Linked DNA regions of Homo sapiens: region 1 is linked to region 2. A link is a contact called in ENCODE Hi-C or POLR2A ChIA-PET data. All regions are on one chromosome and are shown on one strand. Each heading gives the region's core, a stretch centred on a gene start or an enhancer-like site at or near the end of the contact. The rest is flanking DNA. Distances are from core to core; before and after follow the strand shown. Region 1 holds the start of LOC124904503 (a long non-coding RNA gene). Region 2 holds the start of LINC02602 (long intergenic non-protein coding RNA 2602).

Region 1 (5,637 bases), core at 541-3,040, 70 kb after region 2:
CTGTGGTCTGACGCTTGGCTTGCTGTTTGCATCTGGTGTGTGTGAATCTGCCCCTTGATCCTACTCTGAAACCAGCATTATTTCATGATTATATTTTAGTGACAGCACTCTCTCCTGGGTTTCCTTCTGGATAGCTCCTTTTTGGTTTCTTGAGGTTTTTATACTTTTGTTGATCTGATATGCATTAATATTTCCCCATTCTTGTCTATGTACTCTTTGTCCTTTTTTGGGGGGGAATCTCAGCCATTCTGGTGGTTTTGTCCCACCCTTATACTGAGAACTTGTAAGTCTTTATCTCCAGCTTAGAGCATTCCTTTGAGCTCCACCCGCATCCATGCAGTTGCCTACAGGACATCGCACAGACCTCAGCATCGGCTCCCACAGCATTCCTTCCTGCATCATGGCACTGATCAGCACTATCATAGTTTCTTATTCTGTGTTTGTCTATCTTCCCCAGCATACAGTAAGCCCCAGGAAGACAAAAGCCACGCCAGTCTGGTTCCATTTCATTGCTAGTATCTTGTACTGTGTCTGGTTACTGTACCTCCTCAAGAAGTGTTGGCAGATTTTATTTTATCTTTTGTTTCAAATCAACTGTATTGTTTACTTACAAACATGCTCATTACCATTATATGACTATTTTATTATATTTTGTTAGCATTATATCATAGCGGATCCAATCACCATAGTTTTGTGGCATAGTCTGTGTCAAAATTTCTTTTTTTTTTTTTTCTTTTCTTTTTTGAGATGGAGTCTTGCTCTTGTTGCCCAAGCTGGAGTGCAATGGCATAATCTTGGCTCAATGCAACCTCTGCCTCCCAGTTGAAGCAATTCTCCTGCCTCATTCTCCTGACCATGCCACCACACCTGGCTAATTTTTGTATTTTTAGTAGAGATGGGGTTTCACCACATTGGTCAGGCTGGTCTCAAACTCCTGAACTTGTAATCCGCCCGTCTTGGCCTCCCAAAGTTTTGGGATTACAGGCGTGAGCCACCATGCCCGGCCCAAAATTTCTAACAGCGTGTGCACATGGGCCATTTGCAGTAACCCTTCCCATGTTTTCCTGTGTTGGAAACTCTTCTCCTTTGCTGTCTCCTTTTGTGACCCTTATTACAAGCCAAGTTTCCATCAGTGGCTCTACATATTTCCAGGAACTTAGGTCACAGAACACTGGAAAGCAAGGTCAAGGAGTGTGGTATGTTTCCGTGCCTGCACCTTAGTCCACTGGCTGCTTTTCCAGGACATAGTCCAATTCTTTCAGTGCTTCAGCTCTTCAGCCAGCCCAGTTTTGTTTAGATTTGTGACTAACGAAGACTTTTTTTTTTTGGTCAGAACACGAAGAGGAGCTGGACCAGGAATTTGAGCTGGAGACTGACACTTTATTTGGAGGATTAAAGAAGGTACAAAGTGGATGCATAATAAATCTCAGTTTTCAAACCTGATTTCAATATTTCACATCACATTTGTATTTGGAGTCGATCCAGGTATCAGATTCAGCAGCAATCTGGAATGAAGCACCCTTTTTGCCGTAAAGGTGTGAGTGTGCTGTGTTGGGGAAGGCGTTCCCAGGGTCTCTATGTTCTTGTCCCCTGTACTCTTCTGAAGATACCAGAAATGTGACTAACCTTATCAGTTAGGACAGTTTTCACTTTTGTAAAGCTCAGAAACTTCCTACTTGACCTAGCCAGATCCATCAGAATCACATGCGGCCCCTGGACGCTCCTATACCAACTGCCGGCAGCTGCAGGAACATCTTCCTTCTGGCCTCTGAGTGTCCCTGGCTGTCCATGCTGCTGCAGAGCATGCTGGGAATTCACATCCCTCGTCCCTCTGGTAGGGCGGTGCCAGGTGGCTGGCTCGCTTGTCTTCAGCAGCAGCTCATTTTGTCTACTTTGGTAGCAGGCAGAGTGGCCACTGTTCTTTCACATACCCATGTCTTTCTAGATGTGACCAGTAGCACTTCTGTGCTAGAGTATATATTCTGGGTAGGTACCAGACCCTTCTCTTCCAGTTGAGAGATGCCTGACTACTTTTTTCTCCCACCAGAACCCCTGTCCCTTTTAGGCTGGGGTTCTTCTCATTCTTCTCCATTCAGTTTCTCAGGACCCCATTTCAGCTATGACTTGGACTGTAGGGGGTCCAGGGCCCAGGTCATGGTGGGGGCTTCGGGTCAAGGCTAATTATTGGCTGTATATTTGTTTTCTAAGTATTTTTATATGTTTTTAAAATGTTATCAGAGCAGTTTGTTTTGTTTTGTTTTCTATTTTTACTTTATGTAATATACCAAATAGATTACAGATTCAATCAGCCTTTTGTGGGCTGGCTTGGGACATAAAAGACACCTTGCATTCCAGGTTCTGAACACTCTGCTTGCAAATGAACTTTTGCAAGACAGTTCATTTCCAAGTTGGGTACTGCCTGTACTAATATTTTTCTATTGAAAGTTGCAGATCTTGCTTGAATTGTAACAAATGTAGCTCAATTTCCATTTTGATTTGCTAGGGTAGCCTGTTCCTTTCTCCCAGCTCTGTACAGAGCCATATGTAAGATACAAGGCCCATGTTTTTCTGTAACTGAGAAGAGCATCCTGCCCTGCATGGGGTGCCATTCTTGGCTTTTGTCGCTCTACCCACCAGATGCTTCCATGAAAACTTAGATGTAAATTGAATTTTCATCCATGGCATCCATTTCTAGATGTTTCTTATTTAAATAAGCCCTTTTTAGGATTGTTAATAAGAATGTAATGTGGGTAGTATTGTGCCCACTTCAGAGATGAGGAAATCTGGGAAGCTTTGTCACAAAGTGGAATTTGAGATGAAATAGGAGGTAGCCTTTCTGAGTGTCTCAGATCTACTCTTTACGAATGTAACACTAGCGGATGTCTTACAGCAGAAAAAAAGATGATTTTTTTTTCCTTTTAGAGTTAAAATTCAAGCATTTTAGATAATATTGGAAATATAGAATTATTTGCCAAGGCAAAAATAAGCAGACACATTTGAAAGACTTTTAGCTGCAGAGGAACAATGGTGAGGCAGCGTGAGAAAGTGAACACAGGGTCAGGCCCCAACAAGTTTTGGAGCTGCCACAGATTTCATGATCAAGGGCAGGCTCAGCCCAGCCATGCGTTGCTACTTCCAGACAAAGCGGCCTTGTCTTCACTGACTTCCCAGCTCTTGTCACTTCACTGGGTCAAGCCCAGCTGCTTGACTCCCTGCAGAGGCTCCAGAGTCCTGCAGAGATGACCCCTTCTCAGTGCTCTCCACAACAGCTCTCATAACAGGTCTGGGGTCGGGAGTGTTGTTGCTCAGGCCAATTCTGCCTTCACAGAAAAGTCCACGTGGCACAGACACACACACTCTGGGAGCTCCAAGGATTCCGTCTTTTGCCATCCTGACAAATCTGTCCATCCCTCTGTCTGACTATCCATTCATCTACCAGTGCTCTGAGCACCTCTCATCTTCTCATCTCTCTACTTCTCATCACCTTGCATGTGGGGTGGGTGGTTTGGAGCCCTAGAATTTACGGAGGAAATGGGTCCTGGTGAATATCCGGCAGAGGAAGGACATTGATATGGGTCCTTAGGATCAAGATACTCCTTGCTGAATATTTCTTTTCTCAGAGGCTGTAGGAAGTGGCAAGCACATGCTATTTTGGTCCAAATTCTAATCAAAAGAAGATATTAGATGTGACTAGAAATCATGACCTTTAGAAGAAAGCTTAGTTTTCTGACCAGCCCATCCCTTGAATGTTAGTCTGCAGCTGGGTTGGTAAACCTCAGTACTGCTGACAGTTTTTTTTTTTTTTTTTTTTTTTTTGAGACGGAGTCTCCCTCTGTTGCCCAGGCTGGAGTGCAGTGGTGTGATCTTGGCTCACTGCAACCTCTGCCTCCTGGGTTCCAGTGATTCTCCCACATCAGCTTCCTGAGTAGCTAGGATTACAGGCACCTGCAACCACATCCAGCTAATTTTTTTTATTTTTAGTAGAGATGGGGTTTCGCCATATTAGCCATGCTGGTCTCAAACTCCCAACCTCAGGTGATCCACCTGCATTGGCCTCCCAAAATACTGGGATTACAGGTGTGGGCCACCATGCCTGGCTGACATTTTATTTTGTTGAGATAGGGTCTCGCTCTGTAACCCAGGCTGGAGTGCAGTGGCACAATCTTGGCTCACTGCAACCTCCATCTCTCAGGTTCAAACAATTCTCTTGCCTCAGTCTCTTGAGTAGCTGGGATTATAGGCACACACCACCACGCCTGGCCAATTTTTGTATTTTTAATAGAGATGGGGTTTCACCACGTTGGCTAGGCTGGTCTCAAACTCCTGACCTCAAGTGATCCACCTGCCTCAGCCTCTCAAAGTGCTGGCATTAGAATCATGAGCCACCATGCCTGGCCACATTTTATTAAAAAAAATTTTTTTTTTTGAAGAGATGTGATCCTGCTCTGTCACCCAGGCTGGAGTACAGTGGTTGTAATCATAGCTCACTGGAGACTTGAACTCCTAGGCTCAAACGATCCTTCTGCCTCAGCCTCTTGAGTAGCTGGGACTACAGACATGCACCACCATACCTGGCTGATTTTTAATATTTTGTAGAGATGGGGTCTCACTATATTACCCAGGCTGGTCTTGAACTCCTAGCCTCAGCCTTCCAAAGCACTGGGGTTACAGGTGTGAGCTATGCTGCCTGGCCACTACTGACATTCTAGATTAGATGGCTGTTGTGGTGAGCTGCTCTGGACGTTGTACAATGCTTATCAGAGTCCCTGGACTCTACCTAGTAGATGCTAGCAGCATTTCCTGCCCTAAGCCTTAACAATTTTAAAAAGTGGGCTGGGTGTGGTGGCTCACTCCTGTAATCCCAGCACTTGGGAAGGCTAAGACCAGCGATCATTGAGGTCAGGAGTAGCCTGGCCAACATGATGAAACTCCATGTCTACTAAAAATACAAAAATTACAGCCAGGTGTGTGCCTGTAATCCCAGCTACTCCAGGGACTGAGACACAAGAATTGCTTGAACCCGGGAGGTGGAGGTTGTAGTGAGCAGAGATCGTGCCACTGCACTCTGCACTCCAGCCTGGGTGTCAGAGTGAGACCTTGTCTCTAAAAATAAAATCAAAAACAAGAAACAATTTAAAAAGTCTCCATGCATTGCCAAATGCCCCCAGGAGGCAAAAATCATCCCCTTTTAAGAGCAGCTGGTCTATAGCAATATTTAAGGGCTCTTAAATGACCACTCCCTTGGTCATGCCGATTTGCCATTCTTACCTTTACTCATCCTGTTCCTCTTCTGGATTGGGGCTCACGCCTTCCCTGTCCGGCCCTTACTCAGACTTCAGATCATAGCTGGCTCCCTGTCACGAAGCATTGCCTGAAGCTCAAGCTGAGCTTGGTGCTCATAGTTCCTGACACTTCCCTGCCTCTCTCTTTACTTCCTTCCACAAATACAGCTTTCAATGAGAGTGTCTCTGTGCTCAAGTCCATATGGAGCGCTGGGGACAGTGGTGAGCCAGACAGACAACATTCCTATGCTAGTTTCTCCTACTAGGGACAGGCTGACCGCAAACAAATGAACAATGGCCACAGATTGAGCTAAATGACATGAAGGCAGTAAACAGGGTGATAGGATAGCACTCT
Region 2 (5,530 bases), core at 2,696-5,195:
CTAGAGTGCAGTGGTGCGATCATGGCTCACTGCAGCCTCCACCTTCAGGGCTCAAGTGATCCTCCTGCCTCAGCCTCCTGAGTACTGGGATTACAGGCATGCACCACCATGCCCAGCTAATTTTGTTCATTTTTTATAGAGACAATGTCTCACTATGTTGCCTAGGCTGGTCTCAAACTCCTGGCCTCAAGCGATTCTCCCACTTTGGCATCCCAAAGTGCTGGGATTACAGGCATGAGCCACTGGGCCCAGCCTACACGGGGGAACTTCTCATTGACATACAGTCAACAGGTGAGGGGCATAGCAGCAGGTCGATTCTTATGTATGTGAGTACTCTCTTGCACCAAGATACAGGTCTAAACGAAAAAAATTTAGTTATTTTTAATAAAAATGCCTGGTTCATATTTAAAAAAATAGAACTTCTGGGGGGTGTAATTCCTGTAATTCCTGTTAAAAAAAAAAGTAGCACGTATTCACAATATAGATCTTTACACAAACACATGCATTGAGCAAATACATGTTGTCTTATTATTTTTGAATGCAGTCTTTTCTCCCCATTTCCTTTTCTATGGTCAGCCCTCGCCCCATTTTCTTCCCACCATAACACCTTGAATATGGAGTATACTTTTTTTTTATGTAATTCTGTATAGAATATATACCTATACACATACCCAGGGGAATGCTGTTTATTGTTTTACAATGTGGGATCATTTATACATCTTTTCTCTCCTCATCTCAACACCACCTCATAGAAACTCCTCCAAGCTATCTGGCATACTCTGATTTTCCATGTTCATTGGTTACATACTATGCCATGGTGTGGACGTGTAATAATGTGTTCAGCTTTTCCCTCTTGGGAGGCAACCCTCTGTTTCCTGGCTTTTGCTCCAACAAACTATGCCATAACACCCATCTTTGAAATGTACAGTTTCAGAGCAGGAGGTGAAGTTGGATGCTCTTTCATTCAATCCCACAGTTAAGATAAATAAGGATCAGAAAAGTAAAAGAACATGCCCAAGGTCACACAGCTATTTGCTTGGTGCTTTGTAAAAATTTGAATAGCTATTATTTCACATGCTCTTCACAAGCAGGGCAAGTATTATCAGGTCAACCTTAAAAGTGGAGAAACTGAAGTCAAAGAGACCAATTGCTTTGATTTTATTACCAGTGAGGGCTAAAGCTAGGGCTTAAAGCCAGGACTTCTGATTCCTGATCCCCAGTAGCTTCTTCCACTCCTGCGTTGATGGAAACCATTAACTCAAAACTTCTACAGGGCAGCCTTCTGTTAATATATTCTAGACATCAACTGTACACCAAGCCTGAAAAAAAAAAAAAGTTTCGTTAAGAGAATGACACAGTGTGGATTTACCCATAATTCATAGCATACTTTCCTTACCTATTAGAATAAATGATAGTTGAGGTTGTTAAAAGTCTTTAAAATTAAATAGATTAAATTGTGAGTGCTGGCTCTGCCAGTAACTCTGCAACCTTCAGCAGATTACCCAGCATCCCTAAAACCCAGTTTCCTCATCTATAACCAAGGATATAATTGCACGGCACCTGCCTTCTCAGGTATTGTTAAGATTAGATGCCACAGGTGTAAGAGCAGATAGGATAGTAGGATCTTGATAAAGATTAGCTATTATTTTGGATGCTGTAATTCTTAGGTCTCACCCAACTGAACCGGTAGATATCTTTGATATCTTTCCTTCTTCACTCTTGTCTAGGACAGGGAAAGCCTTTCTTATCTATGGGTCCAGGGCAGTTCGATATCCTTGCTGGTTACTTTGTTATTTCTTCGTAAGTGTAGGGTTACAGCGGGAAAGACCTTGAGAGTTGTCTCTTTTAGCATTGTACATTGGCTAAAGTGGAGGGGAATCTGTCCCCAAAAATGGCAGAGTGGGAATATTCTGACCCTTCTGAGCACGGCTGACAGTGTGAGCCATGGAGAATGATGACATTTTTCAGCAACAGAACTGTCAATGGATGTGTTACAGCTATTTTAGTGCCTTCTCCCCTCCTGGAGAAAAGCCATTTTCAAACCCGTTGCTTGCAATGCATTAAGTGATGAAATACAGATAACAAATTGCGCATTTGTTTGGCTTCATGCTTATTACACCCCCGGTTCTGGAAAGCATTGCACTTAGCCCCTTAATAATCCCTCTCCTGAGATCAATTACTAGGATTTATCTGGTTCCTCGAGCATAAAAGTGTTTTATTGTTTTTACTTTTGCTCCAAGTGAAGTGTGAGTGGGTAGGCCAGGTTAAAATGGACTGTCCCAGACAAGAATATGAAGCTGGGATCATTGGCCCTGCTTTTACTGTCTACCAGGTCCTCATGACCAGGAAAGGGGGGAATATTTGGAAGCCACTTCCCTGGGGAGGCACCAGGTCCAGATGTCCTCATCTCTGGCTATTTGCACGTATATAGAACACAGGTCTGCAGGTGCCTAGGAAGGTGGGTGCTGTTCCACGGGAGAAGCTGGAAAGCAGAACCAAGTTACCATCTCAGACCAAATCGTTTTTCCTCTAGAATTTCACTGTAATCCAAACCAGTTGAACATTTGAGAAGAACTGGGTACCATGAAAAGGGGTAATGGAATTAGCTTTCATGTTTTTCCAGGACTCTAAACCATATTTCCTGTCACAACTGTACATTATTAATACAAGGCATCTGTTAGCGCACAACTGCCTGAAAATGTGCACCCAAAAACCTTACATCTGGTTTCAATAATTTATTTCTGACATTTGTAGTTGGTGGTGGTGGGGAGTGGGGGGAGGATGGGAAAAAGGGGGGAATTAAAGCAAGATGTTGCCTTTAACCCATCAGAAGCTCCTGTTGGAGCCGAAAGCTGGAGTTCTTAACGTGGTTTCTGCATTAGGTAATATATTAATTTAGCAGCAAATAGCAAGACTCCGGGCCTGGTGGGTGTGGGTGCCCGCTCGCTTTTATCCTGCCTTCTCTGGCTGCAGCAATTAGCTTCCTCTTGCGAAGGGGATTAGGAGGACCACCCCCCAGCGGCGGGGGTTGGGGGGCTCTCGCAGAGCTGTCAGGTGTCATTCGGCTTACCCAGCCCCCCCACCACTCCCCGCCCCTGCAATTAACTCCCTCTCCCGCTTTGCCAGCCCCTCACCCGCACAGAGACAAAGAGGCCTGTTCCCGAGGTGTCCGACCTCCTGCCCCCTTGGCGGGCCCCGCCCGGGTTCCTCCAGCAGGAATCGCCCCAGGCGCTGGGAGCCAGAGCTGGCCGGGTCTGACACCCGCCCCAGACTTTCCACGATCAGGTTTCAGCTCGACTAACGAGGGGGAAAGAAAGAACGCGCGACTTCCGCGGGCCGGAGCCGCGCGGGGGCCCGGGGGAAACGCCGGCCTGGTCTGGGTGGGAGGGGACGCGAAGAGGCTCCGGGCTCGGCCAGTGTCTGCCCCGGGACTGGGCCCTGGGACTAGGCGGGGCACAGGTGTCCCAGGAGGGGGCGCCCTGACTTGACGCGAACGGGCCACCTGTCCCTCCCACGCCTGCGCTGCCACCCGCCCTGCTCCGCCATCGCCTCCTCCAAAGCTCCCCGGATCCTCCGAGGCGTCGTCGTCCGAGTTGTTCTGCGGGAGGAACTTCTGCTAAAGCCGGTCCTCGAGTCCCCCCCGCCTCAGGAGGGGCAGCGCCCGGATTGTCTTAAGTACAACACTTGCCAAAAGGGGCTCTTTGGGATTTGGGACTTTTTTTCCTAAGCAACAGACGTACCTTTCCAGACTCACCAACTTAGAAGCACAGGTTTTCTGTTTGTTTCATTATTAGACTTTCAAAGATCATCATGTCCCACAGCCTCCTCCTTTTCCAGATGAGGGGACTGAAAATCAGAAACATTTTGCCTTTTGCTCAAGGTCACACAGCTCAAGTTCACTGGGCGGCTGGGACTAGAGGGTCCGAATATTCTGCAGCTATGATATGAAAAAAATAAGTTTGGCTGGAGGGTGGAGGGCATCCAGGTCTGTCCTGGCCAGCCGGCGGGGAGGCTCAGCCCAGGGTTCAGATTTTCCTGGAGCCAGTCCACCAGCGGTCAGGCCACATGTGAGTAATGAAGAATTGAGTGTTGTGTACTTTAGGCTGGTCTCCCTCTTCCTGGCCCCCTTCCCCGGCCTTAACTTCCTTTTGGAGTCCCTACTGACTTCTGGGTGTCCACCATGGGCCCTGTTGGAAAAATTTCAGCTCCATCCCAGAATAAAAGGAATGAAAACCTGGGGAAAGGAGCCAAGAAGGAAAAGCCACAAATTCGCATCTGGCCGAGGCAGAGGGAGCAGCTCCAAGAGCCTGCAGAAATGCACTGTGACTGCTGTTTGCAGAGGTTCAGCTGCCAGAGGCTCGGATGCCCTCCTGGGTCCTGCTCCTGAGAAATCAGAGCAGGCAAGAGAGAAGACACATGTTCCCCACCAAATTTTTCCTGCCGCCAAGTCCTTCAGGTTTCTGCAGACCATGGGGAAGAACAAGAACTATGGAGTCAGGCAAGAGGTAGCTGGAATTCCAACTCCCCAACCCATTAGATGGGGCCTTGAGTAAGTGACTCAACCTCTCTAAGCCTCAGTTTCTTTGCCTGTTACATGAGGGGAACAACAGGACCATTATGAGGACTTATATAACGTGTACTATATAAAGCACTTAACACAGTTCTTGTACCTAGGGCTACATTGTAACTTTTGTGGGTTTTAGGCATTTTGGCCTTCGCGGCCATGAGCCCTTCATCAAAAACAAAAATTAAAAAATACAAAAATATTTTATGGCTGCATTTGTATAAAGATGAACATAATAATATTATGTAGTAAAGCATTTTTTTTTTTGAAATGGAGTCTTGCTCTGTGGCCCAGGCTGGAGTGCAGTGGCACGATCTTGGCTCACTGAAACCTCTGCCCACTGGGTTCAAGCGATTCTCCTGCCTCAGCCTCCTGAGTAGCTGGGATTACAGGCACCTGCCACCATGCCTGGCTAATTTTTGTATTTTTTGTAGAGACGGGGTTTCACCATGTTGGCCAGGCTGCTCTCGAACTCCTGGCCTCAAGTGATCTACCCACCTTGGCTTCCCATACAGGCTTGAGCCACCGTGCCCAGCCAGTACTAAAGCATTTCTTAATCTAAAAATATTATATATTGTTTTGTTTCTACAAAGAAATTAAAACATTTCCATGGGCCCCCAAAAGCACTGTGGGCCCTCGGCACTGTGCCTAATGGATGTCAGCCCTGCTTGTCTCCCAGCTCAGGATCTGCTTTTAGGGTAGCCCAAACAAAGACACAGGGGCATGTCTATGACGTGTGAGGAGCCACAGCAAAGAGACAACCGAGAGAAGAGTGTAATGAGTGAGGGTGGGGGGAAGGAGGAGAGAAATAGCTTTCATAAACTCAGCGTCCTCCCAATCCTCTTGCAATCACATGGGGTTGCTGTTGTAGCCCTCCCTGCAGGATCTGTCAGGACTGTGCTTCCCGTACGTCAGGTCTGCCCTCTGCACCATCAGCCCTCTATCTCCACTCCCTCTGCTCATACC

The links. A loop is a pair of places that touch in the nucleus more often than their neighbours do. ChIA-PET counts read pairs that join two places held with the same protein, here RNA polymerase II (POLR2A). Pooled maps may share reads with other maps.
Region 1: a loop to region 2 is called in a pooled map, with 7 times the contacts of the local background. The contact joins the enhancer-like site here to the promoter of LINC02602 in region 2. A Hi-C loop is called at or near these places in 3 of 50 pooled maps. POLR2A ChIA-PET finds 5 or more read pairs at or near these places in 9 of 52 experiments (A673, BJ, H1 and 4 more).

The regions. Positions count from the first base shown.
Region 1 is chr1:210,361,519-210,367,155 of GRCh38, forward strand. HHAT (hedgehog acyltransferase) reads left to right here. Exons shown (of 12, transcript NM_018194.6): 3 at 1,334-1,401. LOC124904503 (a long non-coding RNA gene) reads right to left here and starts at 5,428. Exons shown (of 2, transcript XR_007066866.1): 1 at 5,269-5,428; 2 at 1,360-3,663. Within about 2 kb of position 1,791, at least 5 of the 41 ENCODE cell types and tissues checked have a DNase peak (open chromatin) inside an H3K27ac peak, as active enhancers do.
Region 2 is chr1:210,289,204-210,294,733 of GRCh38, forward strand. It overlaps LINC02602 (long intergenic non-protein coding RNA 2602), which reads right to left and starts at 3,946. Exons shown (of 2, transcript NR_183451.1): 1 at 3,741-3,946; 2 at 1,135-1,319.